2 separate regions of the Mus musculus genome follow, and region 2 is linked to region 1. The links are chromatin contacts, found by Hi-C or POLR2A ChIA-PET in ENCODE. All regions are on one chromosome and are shown on one strand. Each heading gives the region's core, a stretch centred on a gene start or an enhancer-like site at or near the end of the contact. The rest is flanking DNA. Distances are from core to core; before and after follow the strand shown. Region 1 overlaps Gm41835 (a long non-coding RNA gene). Region 2 has its middle 66 kb from the start of Mir3970.

Region 1 (6,402 bases), core at 1,335-3,834:
TCAAGGGCCCCTGCTCTGAACCAAACGTTTCTTGGTTTTTCTATATATCTGACAACGGCCTTGGAGAAGATTGTTTCTGATCACTGGGAACCTAAGATTTTGTTTTGAGATGGAGGGAGATTTCTATCTAGTTTTTTAGTTTAAAGTCATGAAACAAACAAAATATTTTAATGTTTTTACCCAACTATTGGAAAAAGTGATATCTGTAGAATGTGTCAACCTACGTCCTTCTAGAGGGCCTGAATTCCACCGGCGTCACCTGTATAGCTTCTGTCTGTTCTTGCCTGTCCTGTATTGTTTCAGGCTGTTTGTTGCTTTCTCCTCATTTTCCAGGCTCTAGTACCAGGGTATGATACCCATCAATGTCACATCTTGAAAATGACGGCCAGCAGAGTATAACCCAGTGCTGGCCTTGAAAGGGTTCTGTACGTCTTACTCAATAACAACCCCCAGTGCTGTTTGAAAAGCATGCTAGGGCTGGTGAGATGGCTCAGCGGGTAAGAGCACCCGACTGCTCTTCCGAAGGTCAGGAGTTCAAATCCCAGCAACCACATGGTGGCTCACAACCATCCGTAACGAGATCTGACTCCCTCTTCTGGAGTGTCTGAAGACAGCTACAGTGTACTTACATATAATAAATAAATAAAAAAAAAAAAAAAGAAAAGCATGCTAACTCTCATCGTAAGTACTGTAGCGTCTGGATTACACTGTTATGTACCCTGCAGCCTTCCTGGGAATCCCCATCTATGTCAGCAAAGTAGCTCTAGTACCTTCGCCTTCTCTGCTGATTCCAGTCAATGGATGACCAGAAGCAGAGTTTCCTGGAGATAGACATACTTCGTCATAGACTCATTGAGTTCCTGAGAAAGCATTTGATGGGTTACATAGTGGGTAAAGGAAAAAGAAAAACAAAGGTAACAGTGAAAGATAAAACCGAACAGAGGGGCTAGAGAGAAGGCTCAGATGGTAAGAGCACCAGCGGTTCACTTCTGAGCACCCACAGTCATCTGGAACTCCAGTCCCAGGGGATCCAATGCCTCACAGGTACTAGGCGTGTATGTGGTTCAAGACATACATGCAGGCAAAACACAAAAGCACATAAAATATTTTTTTAAAGTGAGCAGAACAAATTCCATACAGCTAAACAGAAAAAAAAAAAAACCAATGCCAATGAGTATGAAAATATCACCCCTATCTCTGCGATGTTTGTTCGTTTAGACCCGGACACCTGTATTATAAATGACGTTACAAGTCAGATCTCCCTTCAACCCAAACCTGGGCCTTATATAGGGTGAATGAAAGAGAAAGGGGAATTATGATTGCCCAACTGATTATGTAGCAAAGGACCGAGATGGGTGCATCTTCCCAGTTGTATGCATGGTTGTTTACACTCACTTCCAGATGCCAAGCTACAACGATCACTCTCAGAAACAGGTAATGTGAAGAAATTCCGCCCAGTGACGGTTATGTTCATGTTCTTACTGAATACCTTGGGAAGCAAACTCAGTTCTGGCAAGACCTGAAACTGAGAGAATGTAGTACACTATTGCCTGTGATGTACGAGGCCAAACTACCACCATCAGGAAATGGGGCCAAGAAACAAACACAGAGTCCTGCAATCCCTTTGAACTCTGAATGCGGCAGCTCTCCCTCTACTCAATTTATGAAAGCCAATGAATCTCGCTTTTCTTGAAGAAAGTTCTGCTTAAGATTTTGCTTCTTGCACATTAAAGTGACCTACGAATATAAAAATCCAGTATCAAAAATAAAATAAATACTAAACCCTAAAGTAGGCACAGTCAATCCCAGAAGAAAAGGAAAAAAAAAAAAAAAAAAAAGTCTAGGATCATAGAGTACGGCCAAGCACAGCATCCAGATGAGCCTAAAACTCTCTACAAAAAAGACCCACTGGATAGTGATGCAACCTCAGATAAAAATAATTAAACAAACAAACAAGACATCCGGTTTCTGCTGGGAACCAGATGTATTCAATTGGGGACTTTCAAGAGAAACTCTCGGAAAAGGCGTCTGAACTCAAGATGGCCGCTCTGGCAGAAGTGTGGAGGCGGCTGTTTTACATCTGCCTTGATCAGGAAAGGCAACGGGATAGTTCGCTAAATGTTCAACAAGGATGCTTGCAACAACCGTATTATTTAAAGCTTCTGTGACTTCTTATTTGAGAGATTTTTTTTCCCAAAACTTGGAAAGAAGCCCTCCAGGCCAGAAATAAAGGGGTGTGATTCTTCCAGCATACAAGCAGACTGAACTCGGACAAACAGGGGATTGTAGCTCTATAAAGCAGGGACTGTATAAAGCAGATGCATTAGGAATTTGGAACCAGTTCACGACAGTACATTGTTTGATCAATTCCTGGTAGAAATTCTGCCCTCCAAATTATTTTTAATCTTATATGGCGATGCATTTGCCAAAAAAGGACTTCAATGCAATGTTAGCATAAAAATCATTTACAGCAAGCACAGTTTAGAAGAATCCTGGAACTCAAAAGCATCCCTGCCAGCCAAGGCTAGTCCACCACCCATTCCAGCAGGGCGGGGTCCAGGGTGAGGGCGGGCTGAGAGCTAGGGAGATGACGGACCGGCAAAGTCAAAATGTTTCTTTACATTAAGAGCCCTCCGTTGTGTCCCTTGTTCTTCTGAGTCGTGCCTTTGCAGGATCTGGTGCTGTTTAGTTCTGCTTCTACTGCGTAAACAGCAGGAACTGTTTAAAAAAACAGAACAGGATTAACTTGATCCAGCTGACACTCAAATACCCAAATTCGGGTCTTTTGTGCAAGGCATGTGCCAACTATCAAAGGCTGGCATTCCACCTAGAGAGCCAAAAGAACTGTTCTGTAACTCTGTTACTTCTCGTGCCTTAAGATGGCTCGTTTGAGTACCATGTGTTTATATCAGGAAAAAAAAAACAACAACAAAAACCTTCTGATATCTTAATTATCATAGTGAAAAGCATGACGTCCACAATGATATGTATGAGAAAGCCAGGGGGAAAAAGGGAAAGAAAGAAAAAGAAATCAAGACTCTAGCTTGTAAGACAGAAGGCTTTGAATAAATATATTGAGTAAATGAATAAATATATTTATAAGCAAATGAATAGAATGAGTTCTTAGATTGGTTAAATAGTTTTACAATGTAGATCTGAAAAACAAACAAACAAACAAACAAAAACAACTGGAGAATTTTCAGAACTAAGACAAGATCCCAGTTAGCCATGAATAGGACAAATTCTAAAGGCTTTTAGAATTTTAGAATTTGTTTCACAGATAAGATGGGAAGTGCTCAGTTGTCCATTTAACTCATCAGACAAGTATGCATGAAAACAAAGACTAAATTCGTTCTCTGGGCAAAACAGAAGGCACAGAGCAATCATATTGTAAGAGCTTAGACAGGTTCTTCCGGTTGAAGGTCAAAGGCTTCTTGTAGAACTGACATCAACCTAATAAGAATTTTACCCATAAATACGGGCTTAACTTGCCTAGCAGAGGAATAGGCATTGCAAATAAAATGAATTATGTGGCAGATTGGAGACCAGACTACATCTAAGTCCTTCTAGTCTGTCTGCATCTCTTGCCTCTTCTGCCATGTTATGGGTCAGTGCCATCATCTCTTGTAAAATTGGAGCTTGTCACTGGATTTCTAGCTTCCTTCACTCTTTTGTCCACTGCCCACAAGACAAGAAGAGCAATGCTTTTTAAAACACGAATCTTATTAGTCCCTCCCCCATTTGAAACCTGATTGTGGTATTTCACTGACAGCCCTAACTCACAGTGGCATCAGTCTCTTGTTTCTTTTCCCTGATTCTAACCTTCCCTGTCCCATCCCAACTGCACAATACCCTCCGAGTGCTTTACCTATCTTTAATTCTAAATGTGCATGCTATCTCTCCCCAGACCTTCCATCCTCTGCACATCTCACTCATCAAGTGATAGAATAGAAAACGTCTTATTCCTAGGTCAGATTCCAGCCTACATGCTCCTTCCTCTGCAGAGTGGCCCTGCTGTCTCTCTCACAGAGCATGTTGCAACATGTAAGCAAGTTTGGTATTCCAGCTCACCACCAGTCACCAATCAGCCAACTGTGAGGAGAGAGACTAGGCCTGTCTGGATCACAGTCGGTCCTCTGAACAAAGTATAATGCCAGACACCGGATAGATATTGCATAAATGTTATTGGATGGATGGATGGATGGATGGATGGATGGATGGATGGATGGATGGATGGATAAGATGGATAGGTGGGTGGCTGGTATAGACAAATGGATGGGCAAATAAAATGGGAAGAAGTAGAATTGTGAAGGAGTTGGAATGAGAAGCCAAAGTTTTGTAATTTTACCTTGATTCAACGATTAAACAGTTCTGAGTACAAAGTGTCATACAGTGGAATAAGGAACATATTAAAAATGAATAGGTGATTTATATGAAAGAGAATCCACAGAAAGAGCAAAATCAACAAGTTAAGTTCACAGAGTGTTTCTGTTTGGATAGGGGTTTTGTTTGTTTGTTTTGTTGTTGTTTGTTTGTTTGTTTGTTTGTTAAGGAAACACAAGGAGCATTATGGAGATGGTTGAGTTCTTGCTGTTCTTGCAGGGGACCCAGATTTGGTTTGCATCATCCACCCATATGGCAGCTCATAAGCATCCATAAATCTAGCTCCAGGGAGTCCAGGGCCCTTTTCTGGTTTCCACGGGCACCAGACATGTATCTGATGCATACACATAGACACACACAAAACCCTCATACACATAAAATTATAAAATTAAAAACTGTTCTTAAATAGAAGTCATAAAGTCTACACTACACAGTTTAGAGATATTTGTTAGTATTTATATTAAGAGTTATGGCAATACTTGAGGATTAGAAAAGGGGTAATTCAAAACTGGTCATCAGAAACATACATTGCTGTATTTTCTCACTGTCTCACTTAATAAAAAGCTGCAGAGTGTCCACACAGAGCTCAATAACAACTTTTTCCATATAAGATCTGCCACACCGCTTTGATTTGGGAGCAGTAAAAGGCCAATTCCAGGTTAAACAGAAGAGATGGACACTTTGATGCTTGATTCTACCCTACTTGAATTAGAGAGCCGCTGTCAAATAAGCTGGCCTTTGACAGGTCTATCCTGGTAAGCTGAACTAGTCCTTCTTAAGAAGGTTCAAGATGGAAAGGAAGATTATAATACTGCTACTACAGTTGTGTGACTATGTGCCATAGGCACAGGAGGGACAGGAAGCAAACACTGAGAAGGTCAAAACAGTCAGAGTTACCATGGCTTGTCTCCAAATGCAGTGGCCTGGATGAATCCTAAGTGTCATACCACATGGAGTGGAATATTGTTTGGATTATAGCATTGAGCTAGGACTAACTTGACCCACACTATTATTAGAAGAGTGGAAAATTGCACAACTGAGCATCTTTTTGTCTTCGGAGCCTGGCGGGGGTCATAATTCACACGGATGGCTGTGCCGCCTTGTTACTGGTTACTTATTTACTAAGCAGTTTCTTCAGCTCCCCACAAAATGAAAAAGAAGCCCCAGCCCCTCCCAGGGAAGGGATAATATAAGTTAAACAGGCAAAGAGTTCCATGTAGTATAGTCAAGGTGTGGCTGTAAGTAATGCCTGGGAGCTTTGAAACAAACATACCAGAACTTACTGTCCAAGAGCACTGTTCTGCAAATCTGTGGCCTTGGGGCATGGTACAATTAGTTCAGAGATATGTGGATTGCTCAAGCATTTTTGGAAGCCTTCTTCAGACACTGAGGAACGGTGTGGAGTCGTGAGACAAGCATAAAAATTGCATTACAGCCGCATGACCAGGCAGCTTTCCCATTTATTCTTCAAGTTGGTTTTCATAATCTCAGGGAGGAGAAAAAAAAAAAACTGCCAGTAATCTGGGAATCAGTGAAATAATACCAAATGGCAGCCTAAAGGTCTTTGTCACCAAAGACAACCATCATATGTTAGAGGTGTCATTTAAGTTTGAATCTGGTCTACAGAATAAAGTCTGTCTTGTTAAGATAACCACAGACCTTCTGAACAAGCAGCAGGGTTACCTGGGTGGAATACTTCTTAGCTATCCAACACAGTTTCTACAGAAATGTCTTAGGGCTGCCAACAAGGAGTCACATCATAGTGGTTTAAATATTTTTTTTAAAAAATCTCTCTGTGTCTCTGTCTCTCTGTATGTCTCTCTCTGTATCCCTCTATTTGTGTGTTGTGTGTGTCTCTCTGTCTCTGTGTGTGTCTCTCTGTCTCTGTGTGTGACTCTCTGTCTCTGTGTGTGTCTCTATCTCTCTGTCTCTCTCTGTCTCTCTGTCTCTCTCTCTCTCTCTGTGTGTCTGTGTGTGTGTGTGTGTGTGTGTGTGTGTGTGTGTGTGTGTGTGTCTGAT
Region 2 (6,402 bases), core at 2,181-4,680, 160 kb before region 1:
GGAAGAAAAATTTTAATTCCACCAGAGGGCATCGTGACAATTTTCACTTGCAAAAGAAAATGTAATGGGGCAGCTAAAAAATTTCCAAAATTGGAATGTTGAAATAAATGGGCATAATTAAAGCAACAATACTTTGACCAAGGCGTTGGCTCAATTATGACTTTAAAATCCCAATAGGTTGATGCATTTTGCTAAGGATATGTTTATCCCTCAGAGACACAATTTGGGCAAATAAAAAAAAAGTTGACAACTTATATGACCAGTGGGTGGTACCTATGCATTGTTACCATGCCCCAGGCCTAGGTCTAAACAAGATTTTCCTCCCCCCACTTTCAGAAATTATGTTAGGAATTTCACAGAACTTTCTAAATGATGGTAGCTTATTAGCAATCATGACTTTGAAAAGAATTACAGAACAACAGACTGTCCTACAGGAGCCCTGTCCCTAGTTGTTGGTAGAGAGGTGTCATGGAACACCAAACATGCTAAAGCTCTGGTTGCTCATTCATTCATTCATTCATTCATTCAACACAGCTATCAAGCACCCACTAAGCACTATGCACTACTTTCCTGGGTGGTGTGTGAAATCCTAGGTTTTAACTTCATAGAGCTTCATAGTAAAGAGACATATAAAAGGAGGGCTAAGCAGTCAAATAAAAACAATCTTTTCAGTTGAGAAATCACAGGAAGTCAATAAAAAGAATTCATATAAGAAAATAACAGGGAACTTAGATCAGCTTGTAGGAAAAGCCACGTGAGCCTGAAGTCTGATGACATGAAGACAAGAACAGCACTGGAGAGAGAGGTTCTGCTCTAGAGCCACAAAGGAGGCCACCATGTGTCGAGCAATATGCCCTGGGCATAGGCACTTACAGTGAACTCAGGCTGGGCCCTGCTAGAACCCTTGAATGTCATTTTTAGTGTAATGTTTAAGCATTTGACATATTCCAGAGAATTGACTGGGCGGGAAGAAGATGAAGTTAGGGAAGCGAGGGTATAAACACAAAACCACAGCTGGAGCAATGAACTGAAACCCCAGTCGAACAGTACAGTGGCTCCGAGGAGAGTATGGCGGCCAGCGATATGGCATAAGCACCTGGCTTCAGGGTTTTAGAAGTGACAGCTACAGGCCTTACAGAGGCATCGCATATGGGAAGAAAGTTGAAACAAAAATGATCTGCGCATTTATAGCTGAACAACTGGGGGACAGATGATTATGCTGTTGTTGGCACTGTGAGCCATCCCGGGTAAATAAATGATTGCACTGAGCACTCAAGATGCAAGCCTCCTTTCTACCACACTAGCCGTTCTTCCTAATGTGCATGGAGATATTTCTTGAGCGATGATTTCAACCTCTGTGTAGCAAAGGGCAGTGAGCCCTACGCCCTTTCTGCATCTCCCACTAAACTGTAGCTGATGTGGCTGCTGGTGGTCTTTTCTGTGATCAGAGGATTAGCTCAATTCCTCAGGATAACTCCAAATTATTCTCTCCAGAGACTCTGTGGTGTCAACAGCCCTGGATTAGAGACCGGTGACCTCAGCTTTTTTCTTACTCGCTGTGTAACCTGGGGAATGTCATTTCACTTCTGCAATCCTTGAAGGTCCTTCTGAAGACAGTGTCAGTAATTTCAGGGAGCCTAGTTTGTAAAAACTGTAAGCAGCTACATAAATAGTGATTCTTGTTCTCATTGTCGTCTCAGCTGCCACCTTTGTTACAAATAACCTGTCATTCATTTTGCCCTGTTCGCTTCCCTTTGCTTCTTGCCTGCTTCTTCTACCTCCTGTCCTTTCTGCCAGATAAATTTGCTTCCCTGCAAAAGGCTGATTATTTGGAGACATCATCACTAGCCAATCAGAGCTCAGCATTCCGGCTGGCTGGTAAGCCAATCAGATGCAAGCTCCAGGTCTTCTTTCAGTGTTGCTAGGGTTTCAGGTCTACTTCTAAAAACTGGCTTGCTTGCTGCTGGTTCATTCTGTCCTTCTCTCCCTCCATCCCCCCCCCCCCCCCCATCCCCTTGCTCTCCAAACCCTTCCCTTTCCCTCCTCCCCTCTTTTGGGTTTGGAGCAATTCCAAATGCTTAAGCCTTCCGGAAGTTTGGGTTATTATGAATAAGCAAGGTTTAACTGTGTATTTTTTCCCTTGAGAAACAGGACAGCTATTCCACATTCGATTTTGAAAGCATGTGTTTTAGCAGCTTAATGTCCCTTGGCTCCATAAAACAGAATTTCGTTGTGTTTAAGAGAATTTTTTTGGTGCAGAGTGACTTTTATTCAGATGACTAGAAGATAAACTGGCATAGAACTTGGCAGTGACGTGTCCTGTCACTTGAACCTCATTGGGCTAACACAGCGAATTCTAAGTATGTCAAAACTCATCCAGTTTAACTGATGATGGAAGATAATATCTGATAGCACCTCAGATATTAGTTCTATCTTGAACTTTCAGTGCTGGGATTAGTGGTGAAAATCACTGGTCAGTAGTGATGGGGACTCTCACTTTATTGCTAATGGGTATCCCTTCCATCACATCTGGCTCATCTGTGGACCCATGGGTCTTCTTTAAATGCTCTCTAGTAGGGCGTGTGAAGATGCCCTAAACACAAACTGGCTCTGTGCTCTGAAAGCTTAGGGGCGATGCCGGATTGAGAAGGAAAACAACAGCAACACAAGTTCTGTCTTTCTCATAACCTTTGCTACTGACTTAAAAACTGGAACAGCATAAGGATTCGCAGTGTAAAATGACCCAAGACAGGTGGCGCAAAGCCAGAAGTCTGTCAGAAGCAGCTTAGGAAAGCTTAATGATTCACAAAGGAGTCGCTGCCTTCAGGCTCTGACCTTTAGAACTAACCAGCTTTAAGCTTTTGGTTCTGGCCCTTCAAGTCACTTGTATCAAAGAAAAAGGTACTCCCTTAAAGACATTACCATCCATCCATTCAAAAAGAAAAAAAATAGAAGAGAAAAGGTGTCAGCACCAGCGACTCTGTTCTCAGATAACATGGTCTTAGTCCTAAAGACAGTATTAATTGCATTAATTGCTTAAATACATTTTTTTTTTTTGGTTAGCTTTTAGGGAAGGCCTTGGTGTTACTGCATATCCTGCAGGTGAAATGTATGAAATTTGGTTAACATGGTAACGGCTCTAAAAATACCTAGGCTACAGTTTAACCACAGAGTTTCCTCCTTAACGTAAAAGAGCCGCTGTCATGAGGTGTACGAAAGTGCAACAAAGGCGATCCGTCTGACTTCATGCAAGCAGCCTATTAAGACAAGCCTGGCGAGGACACTGTGCGGCCACTAGGCATCAAAGCAGGAATTAAAGTTTTGTGAGACCATCTGACAAAGCACAACCCAGCTGATCAAAACGGCTAAGCATTCTTTCCCTGTTTCTACCTCTTCTGCCCCCACCCACTGGCAACCAAGCAGGGTGTGGTGGGGGTTCAAACAGTCACTATAGCGTGACCACAGGGCCTCACCCAAGGAAAACCTGGGTCACAGAGACCCAAGCGGGTAAGGAGGCTGCAGCAGGCTCCCCAGCATTCTCTGCAGCAGGCTCATGTGGAGGGTGCAGGGAAGGGAAAATTGCTCACTTGAGGTTTTCCCCATGAGGCCCTTGCTTCACAAAACAAAGGGTGGCAGAGGGTGCGACCTTTCCCAGGATGGCTCTGCAGTTGCCCACGTCAGGCTCTTCTGAACTCCGAGTGTCCTTACAGGGTTAAGAGATTTCTTACAAAAATCAGGCTGTCGAGGTTGCATGGTTTGGTAAATGAAAACACTGACACCCATTTATACTAGAATTTCAGATAAACAATGAATAATTTATTTAGTAAAAGAATGTCTGGTGCAATATTTGGGATACTGAAGAAATCCATTGTTCATCTGAAATTCAGATCTGGGTGTTGTGTGTTCTCTCTGATAGCTCTAGTCAAATCCTTCCATCCTTCGTCCTTAACTTCTCACCTTCGAGTGCCCAAACAACATGCTCAACTGTACTTTTTGCTTCAGGTATTTAGCTTTGGCTTGTTCTGGCTTTGTTTGGTCTTGTTTCACCCTGCCTCTTAAACCTCCGCTCATTATACAGAGCCAGAGGTGAGGAGATGAAGTAGCAGCTGAGCTCCGTCTCACCTTTGTGTTATGGACTTTTAATGCATGTAATTTTTTTAATATTTCATTTTATGTGTATGACTTGCCTGCATGTGTGCCTGTGCAGCATGTATGTGTCTGGTGCCTGCCGGGGCCCGAGGAGGGCATCAGACCCCCTGGAACAGGAGTTGGGTGGTTGTAAGAGGTCTGGTCAGGCCTGGGAATAGAAGGTAGGTCCGCTGAAACAGCCATTGACCTTACCTACTGAGCCGTCTCTCCTGCCCAATGAATGGTCTTTTTGGAGGGGTATCGTCTCTGTGTAACCTTGGCTGTCCTGGAACTTGTCAGCTTGACCTCGAACTCACAGAGATGTGTTTGCCTCTGCCTCCCAAGTACTGGGATTAAAGGTGTGCATCAGCTTAGGCTGAGTGGTCTTTTTCATCATCGTAACATTCTGTGTGATATGCTACTTAGAGCCCACATGTTATGGATAAGGTTGCTGGGCTCAGAAAGAGTACATGACTCGACCAAGGTCATACAGTTAGCAAGTACCAAAGCCAAGGGAGAATGATGCTAAGCTGTTGACTCAGTTACCTAGTCCACAGCATCAGTCCTGTTTAAATGTGGCTTTAGTGGTTAATTCATGTTAGGTTCTCTTTTATAACAAATGGCTCGTGGCTCATAAGTGAACGACACAACTTGCCAGCTGGATTGGGACTGTTTTCCCTCAGCTTGGACTAAACTACTATGTTTGTTTTGTGTGTAAGTGCACCTCCAACGTACTTCTGATTGCTCTTCCCTAGAGTAGCTCTAAGTGCTCTCTGCATGCTATGTGTTGTGATGTATACGATGTGTCCATGTGGTCTCTTAAGTGGTACTGAGGCTGTAGGAACATCTGTAACTGATTGGAAATTTCCAACTGACAGGTTAAAAAGCCACGGCTCCTAGGTGTAAAGCCATTTATTGAAAGCCACACATCTTATACTTGGCAGCTAAGAAGTCCATATTTAAGTGGAAGTTGATTGACTTATCAGTGTACAACTTTGGGAAAGACTCTGAACTTCCATGTCTCTACTAGATAATTATAAATGGGCAATTATATATGAAAGCTTCTCTCATATAGAGGAAGAGCTGGCCACATGGTGAGCACTCAACAAAGACTGAGATAGTGGTTTTGGAAATGATCTTCTACTGGGTATTATAGTTTGGATATAAAATAGTTCCAAATGCCTTTCTGATGAAGGCTTAGTCTCCATATAGTATTGCCTTGAGGAGTGATTGGATCAGGAAGTGTCAACATCACCAGTGGACTGACTAGTCCTAGTTTTACGGAACTGGTACTGTGAAGGTAGTTGTACTCTGAAACAGTGGTTTTCTACCTGTGAGTCCTGACCCCTTTGGGGTTAAAGACACTTTCATGTGGCTCGTGTATCAGGTATCCTGCATTATCAGGTAGTTACATTACGATTCATAACCATAGCAAAATTACAGCTATGAGTAGCAGTGAAGATAATTCACATGGTTAGGGGTCACCACAGCATGAGGAACTGCATTAAAGGTTTGCAGCATTAGGAAAGTTGAGAAGCGCTGTTCTGAAGGTTGTATCTCGCCCTGGCTTCAGCTTTCTCTCTGCTTCTTATCTGCCATTCGAGACACTTTGTTCCAGCACACTCACTGTGTGATGCTCTGCTTCAGTCCAAAGCAATGAACCCAGTGAATTGGACTGAAACCCTTGATGTTGTGATGTTGTGAGGCACGGAAAGCTTCTCCTCCTGTGCTCTCTCAGATATATTGCCGTGGTAGCAAAAAACCTAACACCTTTGACAATGAGAGCCATCAAAGAATATTCTGGGCTTAAGATTGGCTACAATCTGCTAATGTTTGTCATGAGCATCTGATTTTTATTGAGCACACTCCCTGCTCGGACAGTGCTTTCAGAATCCCATTCACTGCTTCTCCTGCTTTGCCTTTGGTGTGCTCTAACATTTGCCTCTTCCAGCCGAAGAGTAGGTCGGAGCACCCCTGGTGCAGTTAAGTCAGTTTTGAAATATGAAAATTGTCCTTGACTTGCATCGAGGTCCATGAAGTATGCAGCTGGATCTGTAGTTTCAGCCCAGAAAACAGAGCCCCTGGACCTCTGTGTGGAAACTGAGATCTTGCTTCTTATTTCAACTTCTGTCAGAGCAAGAAATAGGGAAAGTAGCTTGAGACCGTGTCAAAAACATTAGTGTTGACTTTGCTGCAGTATAAATTACACTGAAGTGCCTTTTTTTTCCTTGTAACTTTTGGTTGAGTTCATTAAAAACCATTATCAAGTCTGTA

The links. Hi-C counts contacts between places; a loop is a spot of excess contacts on that map. ChIA-PET counts read pairs that join two places held with the same protein, here RNA polymerase II (POLR2A).
Region 2: a loop to region 1 is called in a map of Patski, with 2.8 times the contacts of the local background. The contact joins two enhancer-like sites. A Hi-C loop is called at or near these places in 1 of 37 maps with a recorded cell type or tissue (Patski). POLR2A ChIA-PET finds 5 or more read pairs at or near these places in 1 of 5 experiments (Patski).

The regions. Positions count from the first base shown.
Region 1 is chr19:33,061,701-33,068,102 of GRCm38, reverse strand. The region is part of intron 2 of Gm41835 (a long non-coding RNA gene); the gene reads left to right. Among named protein-coding and RNA genes, the nearest start is that of Gm41835, 10 kb to the left of the region's middle. Within about 2 kb of position 2,584, at least 1 of the 3 ENCODE cell types and tissues checked has a DNase peak (open chromatin) inside an H3K27ac peak, as active enhancers do.
Region 2 is chr19:33,219,848-33,226,249 of GRCm38, reverse strand. It overlaps the pseudogene Rnls. Among named protein-coding and RNA genes, the nearest start is that of Mir3970, 66 kb to the right of the region's middle. Within about 2 kb of position 3,430, at least 1 of the 3 ENCODE cell types and tissues checked has a DNase peak (open chromatin) inside an H3K27ac peak, as active enhancers do.